2 separate regions of the Homo sapiens genome follow, and region 2 is linked to region 1. Evidence: chromatin contacts called from ENCODE Hi-C or POLR2A ChIA-PET data. All regions are on one chromosome and are shown on one strand. Each heading gives the region's core, a stretch centred on a gene start or an enhancer-like site at or near the end of the contact. The rest is flanking DNA. Distances are from core to core; before and after follow the strand shown.

Region 1 (7,519 bases), core at 3,153-5,652:
CAGAGCTCAAATATATTGCAAACCTTCCAGAACAATCCACACCAGGAACTGAATTACCGATTAAGCAAACTTAATCTTGAATTTTATCTTGAGATAGAAAAGAGGTTATCCATTTTCTATTGTATAGAACAAATCACTGCACATTTAGTGGTTTAAAAACCACACAAATTCATTATCTCCAGTTCCTGGGGTCCAGCATCCAACACAGCTTTAGCTGGGTCCTCTGCTCAGGACTCACAAGGCTAAATTAGTTAAGGTGTTCACTGGCTGTGTCCTCATCTGGAGATTAACTAGGAAAAGATCTTCTTCCAAGCTCACTCAGGTTATCGGCAACGTTTACTTCCCTATGGTTGTAGGACTGAGGGTCCTGATTCCTTACTGGCTGTCATCAGGGGCTGCTCTCAACATCTGGGAGCTGCCTGCCTGCATGTCCTTCCAGGGGGCTCCTTCTGTAGACACTCCCGCAACATGGCAGTTTGTTTTGTCCCAGCCAGATGAAAGCATCTAATACTTCACTTTCTTACAAAGGTCAGGCCCACTCAAGATCATGTCCTTTTTCATTAACTCACAGTCAATTGATTAGTAACCTAATCATGGGAGTGGTACCGTGGCTGTCATATTCATGTTCCTGCCTACACTCAAGGGGAGGGGATTAGGGGATTATACGGGGCGAGTACCTGGGGTGGGGTCAGAATCTTAAGGGCCATCTTAGGATCCTGCCCACCATAAGCTGCAAACAAACATCTATTATCAACGGGGGCACTGAATCTCACAGAACTGAGGAACATTGCATGCTACCAAAGGAGTTTTTCACATACATTAATCTTACTTAAGCTACAAAGCCACCTCTTCAGGTAGGTAATTAATTTTTTATCTACCTTCCCCGAAGCCAGTGTGGATTACCGCTTATGCAAACTTAAAAAATGCTTAGGGCACCAGCACAGCAGGAGCACCAAAAAAGAAAAAGAGAAAATCTGTTTCAATAAACTCATCTGGAATTTGCAAAATCTAAAGATTTAAGGGGAATAAAGCTATTATAATGCTAGAGTGTGTGGAAATTTTTGGTTTTAATATTTTAGCATTTTTAATTTTAAAAAATCTCCTCATTGCTTATCGCCTCTAAATTAATTCACCCCACCCTTCCATTTTACAGCTAATATTCATTTAGCAATTACTATGTGCCTGGGATTATTTTAAGAATTTTACACAAAATAATCCAATCCTAACAAAAACCCAGTGGGGTAAGTTGTATTGTTCCCACTTTGCAGGTGAGGAAGACAAAGTGAGTGGGCTCAGTAACTCGCCCGAGTCACAGAGTCAAAGCAGGAGCTGGACCCAGATAGTCCAGAGCTCATGCTCGTACACACTTCACTTCGCTATCCTGAATAAAAAAACCAAGACTCCAGGAGGGCTGCAGCTTCGTCCAAGGTGTCGTGACTTGCCCACAGCCACCCTCTTGGCAAATGACCCAGTAAACTCCACCTCCAGCTCCTCTACCTCCAGAGCCTGTGTCTGTATGTCTTCCTTTTGGAGCTTTCTTTCTTGGTATTCTTTATGTTTCAATTTTTAAAATGATAGTCAAATATACACAACTTGAATTTTGGCCATTTTAACCATTTTAAGTGTCTATTCGGTGGTGTTAATTACATTCACAGTGTTGTGCAATCATTACCACTATCCATTTCCAAAAAATGTTTCATCAACACAAGCAGAAATGCTGTAGCCATTAAGCAGTAATTATCCATTCCTACCTTCTTCAACCCCTGGGAACCACTAATCTACTTTCTGTCTCTATGAATTTGCCTGTTCTAGGTATTTCATATAAGTAGAATCATATAATATTTGTCCTTTTGTGGCTAACTTATTTCACTAGTATAATGTCTTCAAAGTTTACTCATATGGTAGCATCTATCAGAACTTTATTTGTTTTATGGCTGAATAATATTCCATTGTATGGTATATCACATTTTGTTTATCCATTTATCTGTTGATGGACACAGGTTGTTTCCTTCCACTTTTTGGCTATTGCAAATAATGCTGCAATGAACGTTGGCACACAAGTATCTGTTTGAGTCTGTCTTTCTTTTCTTTTTTTTCTTTTTCTTGCTTGCTTGCTTGCTTGCTTGCTTGCTTTGTTGCAAGACAGGGTCTTGCTCTGTCACCGGGGCTGGAGTGTAGTGGCCCTATCATATCTCACTGCAGCCTCAACCTCCTGGACTCTTAAGCAATTCTGCTACCTCAGTCTTCCGAGTAGCTAGGTCTTCAGGTGCACAACACCACGCTGTGCTAATTTTTTGTTTTTTAGTTTTTTTGTAGAGATGAGGTCTTGTTATGCTGACCAGGCTGGTCGCAAACTCCTGGGCTCAAGAAATGCTCCTGCCTCGGCCTTCCAAAGTGTTGGAATTACAGGCATGAGCCACTGTGCCCTGCCTGTTTGGGTTTCTATTTTCAATTCTTTGGTGTATATACCTAGACATGGAATTGCTGGGTTATATAAAAATTATTTTTCTTTCTTTCTTTCTTTCTTTTTTTTTTTTTTTTAATGACAGTCTCCCTCTGTCGCCCAGGCTGGCACGATCCCAACTCACTGCAACCTCTGCTTCCCAGGTTCAAGCCATTCTCGTGCCTCAGCTTCCCAAGTAGCTGGGATTAAAGGCATACACCACATGCCTCGCTAATTTTTTTTGTATATTTAGTAGGGATTGGGTTTCGCCATGTTGGCCAGGCTGGTCTTGAACTCCTGGCTTCCCACAGTGGCTGTACCACTTTACATTCCCACCAGCAATTACAAGAGTTCAGATTTCTCCACATCCTTGACAACATGTTTTTCTTTGACTTACTGATAACAGCCATCTTAATGGATACGAAACACCATCTCATTGCAGTTTCCATTTACATTTTCTTCCTTTTTTTTTTGTTTTTTTTTTTTGAGATGGAGTCTCCCTCTGTTGCTCAGGCTAGAGTTGAATGGCTGGATCTTGGCTCACTGCAACCTCCACCTCCCAGGTCCAAGCAATTCTTCTGCCTCAGCCTCCCAAATAGGTGGGATTACAGGGGCATGCTGCCATGTCCTGCTAATTTTTTTGTATTCTTAGTAGAGACGGGGTTTCCCCACGTTGGCCAGGCTGGTCTCGAACTCCCGACCTCAAGTGATCCACCCACCTTGGCCTCCCAAAATGCTGGGATTACAAGCATGAGCCACTGCACCCGGCCGACAATTTCTTAATGACTAATGATGTTGAGCATCTTTTCATGTGCTTAATCGCCATTTGTATATCTTCTTTGGAGAAATGTCTACTCAAGTCCTTTTCTCATTTTTTGATTGGGTTGTTTATCTTTTTGTTGTTGAAATGCAGGAGTTCCAAATCCTGGGGGTTTCTTGACTGGTAATTTCCAATCCCCAACCACACACCTGTCAGGAAGTCTTAAAGATCCAGGTGGAGACCAACAGTCCTTTTGTAGGAGCCAGGAGGCTGGATGCAGAAGATGGTGGTAGATGAGGAGGGAACGGAAAGGCATCTAACACTCACCTACCCCTGCCCTAAATCCAGGTACCCTCTTCCATTGAAGAAAAACCCACATTCTGCTTGTGGATGCTCATTACTCTTATCCACAGAAGCTCTGTTAACCTACCCACCACAGGCATGGAGGCCACTGACCTTCATCCCCAACCACAGCTGCAGCAGAGTGGCAGGAATTCAAGGAAGGAGGAGCATGTGGTGTGGGAGAAGGAAGGGAAGAGGACCTGCACTAGGAGAGGATGTTTCCTCTCAGACAACCTACACAGGTGAGGAGGCAAAGCCTGCAAGGAAGAGACAGCTTATAGGTGAAATGACAGTGACACGGGGAGTGGGAGATGGGAGGGGGAAAGGAGGGAGGATGGGAGGGTTGGGTGAGAAAAAAATCAGGAAAGGATGAGGGGGTGAATATCAGAAAGGGGCAGGCAGCTGTAGCCAGATCAGGGGAGAAAGGCTTCCTGGTGCCCCCATACTAAGGAGAGAGCTGCAGACCTCTATTTTAATGAGTCACAATCTCACTTAGCCCCAGGCCATCTCTCACACTCCCCCTCCTCTCTGGCTTGTGGTCAGCAATAAGCATTCTTCCTTCATTGTCTATTCATCAGGCTACAGATAGGAGGCTAAGAGGAGAACACAAACACTTATTTGTACCACAAAAAAAGGGGGAGCCAGGAGGCCTGACCCTAATTCTCAGCAGTTAGGGACACACCGGAATAGCAGTGACAGAGAGAGGGCAAGTTTAGTGAGATCCATGCAACACCTGCCTTGTGGAGGGGAAGCAGGGCTGACAGTGGCGTGGCGTTGAGCTAAGTTTAGCTGCCTGTGTGATCTCTGCCAACACTCAGGGATGTGGGAGGGGCTTGGGGCAGGCCTCAACAAGCCTTTCCAGGGACCTCTTATTTCCTTAAATCCCACCAAAACTCAAGGACGGACTCCAACATCAACATAGTCACTGGCTTTTGAGCAGTCTTTTCCAAACAGCTGTTGTGCAATTTACCATGTGGCATTATAGACAGGCTACCCCGCTGAGACTGAAAATGAAATCTTGGCCCAGATCCTCCAGCCTGCAGCACCCTGTGGTGAAAGGGGTGTCTCTGCCATCACAGAGAATGAAAATGGGCTACAGCCAGGCAGTGTGAGGGAGCTGGAGACAGCAGACTGGCTCCCGACCATCCTGGTCACACCTAACAGCCTTTTCTCTGATGGCAGTAAAACAGGAGCTTTTAAAGAAAAGAACCAGTGTTGATGAGAAAAAGCTTAGGTTTCTATAATGAAATCAGATGTCCTTTTAGTAAAAGAGCTTCGACGTGAAGATTAAGTTAAAGAAAACAAGCATAACCCTTATATCGATATAACCCTTATATTGATGTTCCCATTTATGCAGCCCCATGGGGATGACGCTGTGGTAATGTGACTAATTTTGTAGCTGCCTGGACAGGTGTGTAGAATAATAATAATGAGAATGATTCCTGTACTGTCTCCGGTTCACTACACAAGTCATTACCCCGTGAGGAACGGGTCCGTCACTTAGAAGACAGTGGGATGTGCTAAACTGGAGACTCTCAGGATGGAGAAACAGGGTTTCACTGCTGAAGAGAGGGTGGTGGTCAGGCTGGTGGGGAAGCACATGCCCATGAGGGAGGCAGTATTGGGAGGAGGCCCAGCAAGAGGCCACAGGAGGGAGGCCACAGACAGAGGCACAGTGTTTCTGCCCTGGCAATCCTGTGGGTTACCCAGGCACTAGCTGTCCTCTAGGAGGATTACAGTAGCCACAGGGTTCCAGGAAAGAGGGCAGAAGGAAAGAACCTCTGTGCATACAGATGGTGCCTGTTTTCTGCTGATTTCCCAGTGCCCAGCATGGAATCTGGCATAGTAGGCCTCAATGTAGACGTGTTTAATGGAGGAGTGACTGAGCAAATATGAAGGAGATGCTAGCAAGAATCAAGCAATGATCCTCTCCTAGAGGGATGGGGAAACCAGCTCAGGATCCAGATACAGCCTCAGAGAAAGGGAACAAGTGCAGGTGTTTGGGGAGGTGGGGAGGTGGCTTCTGTGATGGCTAGCAGTGACCGTCGCCTTCTTACATTCATGCCCTTGGGGAATCTCCTCCCTTTGAATATGGTCTGAACTTACCAGCCTGTTTGTAAGAAACGGAGTGTGAGAGAAGTAATGAGATATCACACAAAAGATTAAGTTACACATGTAGCAGCTTTCACCTTGGGGACTTTTTCTTCTCTCTTACTTGCTCACTCTGAGGGAAGCCAGCTGCCATGTGATAAGCTGCCCTATGGAAAGACTCCTGTGGGAAGAGACTAAGGGAAGGCTCCGGCCAAAGCCAGCCAGGGCCTGAGGTCCCCAGTCCAACAGCCCACAAGGAACTAAATCCTACCAACAGCCACAGGAGTGAGCCTAGAAGACAGTCCTCCCCCAATCAAGTCTTCAGATGAGACAGCAGCCCCACTGACCACAGCTTGACTGCAATCTCTTGAGAGTTCTTAAGCCAGAGACACCCAGCTGGGTCACACTTGATTCCTGACCCATAGAAACTATGAGATGGTAAATATCTGCTAATTTTGAGATGCTAAATTCTGGGGTAATATTTACACAGTAGGGGTTTATAAACAAATGAGAGGTATGAAGCTACAGCTGATTGAACATGGAAGCAGCCCACTCACAAAACGAATTTCATGCTGACTCACCAACACACTAAGCCAGTGCTTCTGAAATTCTGCAGAATTCTCCACCTGCAAATATAGAGGAACACATAAGGATGGAAAGATGCAGGTTATTTCAATGTGAGAGCTTTAAAATCCACATGAGTGTCATTCCTTTCAAAGTGGTCACCTTGGCTGAGAGTACATTTATTCTAGTAACACTATTGTTCCAACCACAACTAGAACGACTCTTAGATATTCCAGTGTAAGTAGCAAAGAGGGCGTTGGCAACAATTCAATAGCAACAGATACTGTAAAACAGGAACGCTAAGACATCTTTCTTTTTTCTTTCTTTCTTTCTCTTTCTTTCTTTCTGTTTCTTCCTTCCTTCCTTCCTTTCTTTCTTTCTCTTTCTCTCTCTCTTTTCCTTTTTTTTTTTTTTTTTTTTTTGATGGAGTCTCACTCTGTTGCCCAGGCTGGAGTGCAGTGGCATGATCTCGGCTCACTGCAGCCTTCCACCCACTGGGTTCAAGCGATTCTCCTGCCTCAGCCTCCCGAGTAGCTGGGATTACAGGCACACACCACTAAATCCAGCTGATTTTTGTATTTGAAGAAGAGACAGGGTTTCACCATGTTGGCCAGGCTGCTCTCAAACTCCTGACCTCAAGTGATCCCCCTGCCTCAGCCTGCCAAAGAGCTGGGGTTACAGGCATAAGCCACCACACCTGGCCTAAGACATCCACTTTCTGTAGCTGCGGCTAACCCCAGTGAGCTCCGAGAGAGTGTGGCCCCAGGTACAAAGTCAGTGGAGGGCATCTGATACCTATGGAGCTGTGGCTTCAGATCACCTTCTGCTCTACTCCCTGAGGAGCTAGTTGAGTGTGTGTGAGTGGAGAAGACTCCTTGGGCCTAAACTAGAAGAGAGTTTCCCAGCTATAGACTGTATGCAGCAGTACACATGGGGTGTTCCAATAGATTACTAGTGTACCCCCAATACCCTGATTTCCAAATTCGAAAGCCTGGGGCATTACATGCTGGAGTTGGTTGTTGCATACTGGTGAGTTAAAGGCAGTGAAGGAGGTGTCCCCCAACCCTCAACCTGAGCAGCTTCATAGCTGTAGAGTACAGTACTGCCTGTCTAGATCAGGGATCTAGGCAGTTGCCAGAGGAGTCTGGCACCAGGGACCCAAGGTGTGACCAACAAAGAATGAGGGGACAGAAAACGTCCAGGCTTCCTAATCTCTGTCTTGTATTCCTGGGATACTTCTGGCTATTTGCTGCAAGGCAAGCACTCTGATGGTACATGCTCTTTCTGCAAATTAGAGTCCCTTATTTTGAAATGCTTAA
Region 2 (7,519 bases), core at 1,661-4,160, 170 kb after region 1:
AATGGGAGAAGATATTTCCACTACAAATCTGTATTTCCACTACAAATCTGGCAAAAGGACTCATCCAGAATATTAAAAAAGGCTCCTGTAAGTCAATATGAAAAACAGACAACCCAGTTGAAAAATAGGCAAACAATTTGAGGAAACATTTTACAAAACAGGATATCCAAGTGACTGATAAACATATGAAATGAAAACCACAATGAGATGCCACTACCTAACCACCACAGTGACCAAAATTTTCCAGCATTTCTTTAAGTGAACATATCATCATTACAATTAAAAATACACATTTTGGCTGGGCGCGGTGGCTCACACCTGTAATCCATCATTTTGGGAGACCAAGGTAAGTGGATCACCTAAGGTCAGGAGTTCGAGACCAGCCTGGCCAACATGGTGAAAACCCATCTCTACTACAAATACAAAATATTAGTCAGGCGTGGTGGCACGCACCTGTAATCCCAGCTACTCAGGATCCTGAAGCAGGAGAATTGTTTGAACTCAGGAGGTGGAGGTTGCAGTGAGCCGAGATCACCCTATTGCTCTCCAGCCTGGGTGACAAGAGTGAAACTCCGTCTCAAAAACAAACAAACAAACAAACAAAAAAACACATATGATCGATATGCTCCTGCTGAATTTATATGAAAAGAATAAATATATATGTCTTGTCTGTCTAGGTAAAAGAAGAATATCAAGTAAACTATTACCTTCAATGGCCTTGCCTTTTTAGACTGTGCATATGAAGTGTTGACAAGAAAGTGAAACAGGTAGAACTTTTAAACATGACTGCCAAGAGTGTATAATTGGTATAGCCACTTTGGAGAACTGTTTAGCATTATCTATTAAAGCTGAACATATGCTCGCCACATAACCCAACACTCCCTTTCCTAGGAGAGAAAGGAGTGCACATATCCACTAGAAGAGATTTATAAAAATGTTAATAGCAGCACCATTTATAATGGCTTAAGATGAGAAAACAACACAAATGTCCATTAAAAATGGAATGTTTAAATAAACTGTAGTATATTCATACAATGGAATACTATACAACAACAAAAATGAGCCATAGGCTGGGCACGGTGGCTCATACCTGCAATCCCAGCACTTTGGGAGGCCAAGGCGGGTGGATCACTTGAGGCCCAGAGTTCGAGACCAACCTGGCCAACCTGGTGAAACCCCATCTCTATTAAAAATACAAAAATTAGACAGGCGTGGTGACAGGTGCCTGTAATCCCAGCTACTTTGGAGGCTGAGGCAGGAGAATCATTTGAACCCAGAAAGCAGAGGTTGCAGTGAGCCGAGATCATACCATCACATGATCTGGGCTCTGGCAACAGAGCGAGACTCTGTCTCAAAAGAAAAGAAAAGGAAAGGAAATGAGCCATATACAAAAACTGAATGGCTCTCACAAGCAAGATGGGAAGTGGCACCCCCCCAAAAAATACTACATACTACTGTATGATTCCATTTATTAAAAAGTCCAAAACCAGGGGCCGAGGGGAGAAGATCTATGCTTTAAAAGTCAGGATCATGATAACACTTTCAGCATAGTGCCTGGAAGGGGATATGAGGGAGGCTTTTGGGGTGCTGTTATGTTCTCTTTCTGGAGCGCTGTCCTAGTCTGTTGGTTACATGGGTATATTCACTTTGTGGCATTCATCAAGCTGCACACTTACAATTTGTGCATTTTCTGTATGTTATACTACAATAAAATTTATATTAAAAAATCTTTTTATACATATTTGTATAACATATTTTCTTTTTTTGTACTTTTTCTATATTTGATTTCCTTAAGTGAACATATCACCACTGTAATAATAAAAGACAAATACTGTTTTTATGCTCCTGCCAGGATTTATACAAAAAGAACAAACCAGACTTATCAACATATAGGTGGTCTTGCCTGCCTAGACAAAAGAAAAAGTTTTAAGCAATTTCCTTCAATGGTCTGGAAAATTGTGTCAAAATGTCAACCTGATATCAAATACATCTTATATGAAATAGATTATTGAGGTGCTGTGAAGTAGCCTTGGATAAATATGGTCAAGAACAAACTGCCTCTTCAATATCAGGAACTTCCTGCTTTAGAAAGTATCTGAAAAACTGCCTCAGTTTGCCTATAAATCCTAGCACAGCAATAGTTTACCTGACAATTGGACATTTTAAATACCACATCAGAAGTCCAGTGAAATGCATTTTAATAAGTCACAGGATACCCCAGCTTTCTTCTAATATAAGAAGTAAATTAAAAAAAAAAAAAGCAGCCTGGGCAACATGGGAAAACCCGGTCTTTACAAAAAATACAAAAATTAGCCGGGCATAGTGGTGTGTGCCTATAATCCCATCTACTCGAGAGGCTGAGGTGGGAGGATTGCTTGAGACTGGGAGGTCAGGGCTGCAATGAGCCATGATCGCGCCACTGCACTCCAGCCTGAACAACAGATCCAGACCCTGTCTCAGAAAAAATAACAATAAAAAAAAGAAAGAAAGAAATGAGAGTAAATGTTTTCTCATTCTGTCCTTCTCTTCTCCTTCTTTGCTTGTCTCTTCTCTCTCCCTTTTCTTTTCTTCTCTTCCTCTTTTTCTTCCCTTTCCCTATTTAATCTCAGTCATGCGATCGCCAGTGAGGCTAGAAAGTTTTAAGTTTAGTTCTCCTAGTGTTTGAAACACAAGCTGAAGTGAAGGCCCTTGTTATAACTGGGAAATTAGCCTCCAGCCTCTCTAAAATTGGAAGTGCAGAGAGAGAAGGGAAAGTGAACAAGTATCTGTTTCTTCTTCCCTCTCCCGCTCCAGCCCCTCCCCCTTAGTTCTCCAACCCGGGCCTCACTATAGGTCAAAATGAATGCAGCTGCCCAACACTGTGATGCGAGCTCGTTCACACTGACGGACACTTTTCTCATGTTCACGTGGTAGGTCACAGAGCAGTAGGGGAAAGGGAAGTGGTGATGCAGTATCTACTACCTACGCTAGGGGTAGGGGACCAGAAAGTTGCTAGGGGAAAAAAAAATATTCGAACAGTGAAATGGAGCGTGTAACAAAGTGGAGGAGAGTGACTCTTTGAACCGCTATGGTGGCAGGAAGAGCAAATCAGGTGCTGTGTTACAAAAGAACAGGGAAAAAATGTACAAGTGAGATGGTATATATCCAAGTTATTTGAAGACCCTGAAATCCTTCAAATATTAGAGATTATAGCTATGATGCTAAATGCCTTAGGGACTTTCAGAAGAGCTTGTATATTTAAAAGGGGTGCAAAACCTCGAAAATTTATAGGCATCCTAGAAAGTCCCCCAACAGAAACTCTGAAACCTGCATCGAGACTTCCCATTTTACAGTACAAGGAAGGTGGGGGTAGGGGATGGGGTGGTTTCCACCGGGCCCAGCAAAAAAAAGCAGAAAGGTCACCTCCTCCCAATCTGCAAGTATCTGAAATCCCCTCATGGAGGATTGTGACATGAGGCTGAAAGACTCAGAGCACACAGGATGAGACCTCAGGCCAGAGCCAGGTCAGCTCAGCTCGCAAAAGAAGGGTGGGAAGTTCCTACTCTGGTGCTGCTGGCACACCATCCCCCAGAATGGAGGCAGGAGTGGGAGGCAGGCTGCCTGGCAGAACTAGGTGGAGAGGGAAGAAAATGGCCTGAGAATGCTGACTAGATTTGAGTATTTGATGTCTGAAGGGGATTTGGGGTGAGGCAGGGAACAAATGACTTGAAAAGAAAACCACGAAGGCAGATGAAAGACACAAGATAGAAGAGGGGAGGCTAACTATAAGAAAGTGATTGTGGGCAGGTTGAGAGATAGCCATTGGGACAAAAGAAAGTGGTCAGTGAGGGCGAGGAAGGAAGAAATCAGCCTCAGAAGGAGCAGAATTCACACCAGTCTGAAGCCCAAATCTGAAATAGATTCACACATTATTCAAGCCCAAGAGTTGTGGTTTGGGGTGCCCTTATATGGGGCTGGGGGGAGGTGGCAGGAGGGGTTCTTTTTAAATAAATGAACCATAAATGATTCAAAAGATTTTTTTAACTTTTTATTATGAAAAATTGAGCATACAAAAAAGTAAGCAGAATATAATAATGACCTTCATGTACCCAGTACTCTGATCCAACAATTGTCTAATCCTGGTCAATCATGTCATTCAACCACAGCCATTTTCCCGCTTCTCATATTAGTTTTTTTTTTTTTTTTTTTAATTATTGTAGTAATGGCTGGGCACGGTGGCTCACACCTGTAATCCCAGTACTTTGGGAGGCTGAGGCGGGCCGATCACAAGGTCAGGAGTTTGAGACCAGCCTGGCCAACATGGTGAAACCCCATTTCTACCAAAAATACAAAATTATCTGGGTGTGGTTGTGCACACCTGTAATCCCAGTTACTCAGGAGGCTGAGGCAGCAGAATCGCTGGAACCCGGGAGGCAGAGGTTACAGTGAGCTGAGATCATGCCACTGCACTCCAGGCTGGGTGACAAGAGTGAAACTCCATCTCAGAAAAAAAAAAAAAAAAAAGTGACCACAATGTCATTATACCTCAAAAAGTCTTACCATCAGGGGATATTTTGGTGGCATTTCTACATTAAAGCCTCTCTTGTTACTGTACCCAAAAATGCTTGTGCATTTTAGAAGAATTTGGAAAGGTGAGAAGAAATTTTACTAAGAGAAGGGATCAGGAGGTAAAGCTGTATCAGGAACCCTGGGAAGGACAAAGACCTAGCAAGAAAGACTGTTCTAGGCTGGGCACGGTGGCTCACACCTGTAACCCCAACACTTTGGGGGACGAGGCAGGCGGATCACCTGAGGTCAGGAGTTCGAAACCAGCCTGACCAACATAGAGAAACCTCTACTAAAAATACAAAATTAGTTGGGCATGGTGGCGCATGCCTGTAATCCCAGCTACTCGGGAGGCTGAGGCAGGAGAATCACTTGAACCTGGGAGGCAGAGGTTGCTGTGAGCCAAGATTGCGCCATTGTACTCCAGCCTGGGCAACAAGAGCAAAACTCTGTCTCAAAAAAAAAAAAAAAAAAAAAAAAAGATTGTGTTCTGTGGTTGGTCATAGAATACAGCTGTGCAGTGGAGGACATGCGTCTTATAAAACTCCATACTTAGCTCTAGAGAAGTCTGCAGCAATCAGTAGACATCAAAAAGCCAACATTGAAACTGCTCTCATTGAAAGCAGAGAATTAGGGGATCTCTATAGCAGCAAAAATGGTGTTTTCTGTTCTGTCTCCCTTCCCCCAATCTATTGTACTAATATATTATGTGCATCATAAAATATTTAAAAAACGTATCATTAAAGGATGTGATTAAAAAATAAACTTCTTATATTTTTCTCACACTCTAATACATCATCTTGCACCCCTCACTTTGGACACCACAGAGCTTGATTGTCACTGTTACCCCAAGTGTAATCTTTAAGTGGGTGATAGAGAAATCAGGTTTGGCAGGTTGAAAAAGAGCCTAGGGACACCTATGCAAAGGACAGTAGAGGCCAGTGGTCTCAACTCTACTGTACATTAAAGTCGGCCTGGGAGGTTCTGAGAAATGTGAACACTCAGGTCCCACCCCATATGAATCAAATTAGTAATTCAGAAGGTGAAATCTGTGTGGCTTGGTTTTTTTGTTTTGTTTTTTTTTGAGACGGAGTTTCAATCTTGTTGCCCAAGCTGGAGTGCAATGGCGCGATCTTGGCTCACTGCAACCTCTGCCTCCCCAGTTCAAGTGATTCTCCTGCCTCACTCAGCCTCCCGAGTAGCTGGGATACAGGCGCGTGCCACCATGCCCGGCTAATTTTTTTTGTATTTTTAGTAGAAACGGGGTTTCACAATGTTAGCCAGGCTGGTCTCGAATTCCTGACCTCAAGTGATCTGCCTGCCTTGGCCTCCCAAAGTGCTGGAATTATAGGCGTGAAGTTCTGTGCATTTTTAAAAAGTTCCTCCAGTGATTCTTACAGGCAGGGTTGAAAACCCACTGGTGTAGGTGTTTAAAAAAATAGTTGCTTAACGTGAGGATATTAGTTCTGATTTTAAAACATTTTATTCTGCCATTTTCTCATCTAGGAGTGGGACAATGTTTCGCAGGGAAGTGAGAGGAAAAGGAGGGTAGAAAAACTTTAAAGTAGAAATTAGACCTAATAAAAGAATAGTGAAGTTCTCTCGAAAAAGGGTGGTTTTCATTTCTATATTCCAGGTTCTAATTTACTACATCTTAAACTGATCCAAAATTTTGACAGACCTTATTTTCATTCAACCAAAGGCACTTACCCTATTAGATTATTAAAATTATCTAATGACTATTTCATATTGCGATCATGGTTATTTCATATGTCAAAATAATTAATCCCGGCTACTTACATGTTTTCTTTTTAATCAAGTTTATCTCTCAGTTGGGAAAAGAAACAAATCTGATCTTAAAAAGATACAAAGACATTTTCTATCTCTGAGGAACTGACTTCATCAAATTATCCTGGAGGGAAAAGCAAGTACAAAAATATGAACTATAGGCAGCTGGAAAGCAAAATTCTCCACAGTGAATGACACACCAAATCCTGCAGGGAAATATGCACCACAATACTTTGTTTCCTGTGGCTTCCTGCCTGAGGAACACTGAAGAACAGTAAAAATTATTCCAGAAATGATTTCCTCAGCTGTCTCATGGATGAATTTAGCACAGGTATTTGGTCAAAATGTTAAATCACTGTCAAATCCAAACGTGTATATTTATATTTTATATATGTAATCACAGGTTCCTAAAAATGAAGGTTAAAAGAAACTTGAACTGGATTCCATTTTATCACACGCCTGGAATGCTGAAAATGCTGTGGCAAAGTCATCCATTCATTCATCTAAGTGAAAAGCCTATAAAATCATAGGCATCTTCAGCCATATCCTTAAATTTCACCATTTTACGTTTCACCAAAGTTATATTGGCATTATCTTTTGTGCTGGAAACAAAGTTAATTGTCTTCTGCAGGATACTTAAAATAAAATGGGCAATCTCAGTTTATTTTATGATATTTAAGAGGCTAAAATGAGCTTGTTCCACAAATAGCCTTCCTAGTAAATCCTGGGAAGTCATGAGAGGGCTGTGTGACGGTAGCACACACCTACAGTAGATGGCATTGTGCATTTGGCTTGGCCACAGCAAGTGTTTACTAAACTAGGGGTGGGTTGTCACAACAGACTCCAAGGTCATGCAGAAAATTAATATCAATAATTAATATCTTTGTATGGTTTTACATGGTACTTCACGTTTTTAGATGATTTATAATTAGTTATCATCCATCCTTGATATGTTATTGCCATAATTCAGGACCTCCATATCTCTTACCTGGACTACTTCTAAATAGGTTCTCATCTCACTCCAGCCCATCCTCACCATCACATGTTCTCTTGACAATGCATCTTGGAGCCTGTCACTCCTGTTATTTATCTATAGAATGTTCTATCTCTTGTTTCTTGGTTCTCACCTCCTACTACCTTCCCACATTCACTGCTTAACACAGCCACATGGAGTTTTGTGCCATTC

What was found. Hi-C counts contacts between places; a loop is a spot of excess contacts on that map. ChIA-PET counts read pairs that join two places held with the same protein, here RNA polymerase II (POLR2A). Pooled maps may share reads with other maps.
Region 2: POLR2A ChIA-PET joins it to region 1 with 12 read pairs in activated CD4-positive, alpha-beta T cell. The contact joins two enhancer-like sites. A Hi-C loop is called at or near these places in 3 of 168 maps with a recorded cell type or tissue (IMR-90, endothelial cell of umbilical vein and prostate gland) and 5 of 50 pooled maps. POLR2A ChIA-PET finds 5 or more read pairs at or near these places in 3 of 52 experiments (H1, activated CD4-positive, alpha-beta T cell and activated T-cell).

The regions. Positions count from the first base shown.
Region 1 is chr3:150,212,114-150,219,632 of GRCh38, forward strand. No RefSeq gene overlaps it. Among named protein-coding and RNA genes, the nearest start is that of LINC01213, 23 kb to the right of the region's middle. Within about 2 kb of position 4,403, at least 9 of the 41 ENCODE cell types and tissues checked have a DNase peak (open chromatin) inside an H3K27ac peak, as active enhancers do.
Region 2 is chr3:150,382,126-150,389,644 of GRCh38, forward strand. No RefSeq gene overlaps it. Among named protein-coding and RNA genes, the nearest start is that of TSC22D2, 22 kb to the right of the region's middle. RefSeq lists enhancers at 2,504-2,753, 3,126-3,295, 3,354-3,663. Within about 2 kb of position 2,911, at least 9 of the 41 ENCODE cell types and tissues checked have a DNase peak (open chromatin) inside an H3K27ac peak, as active enhancers do.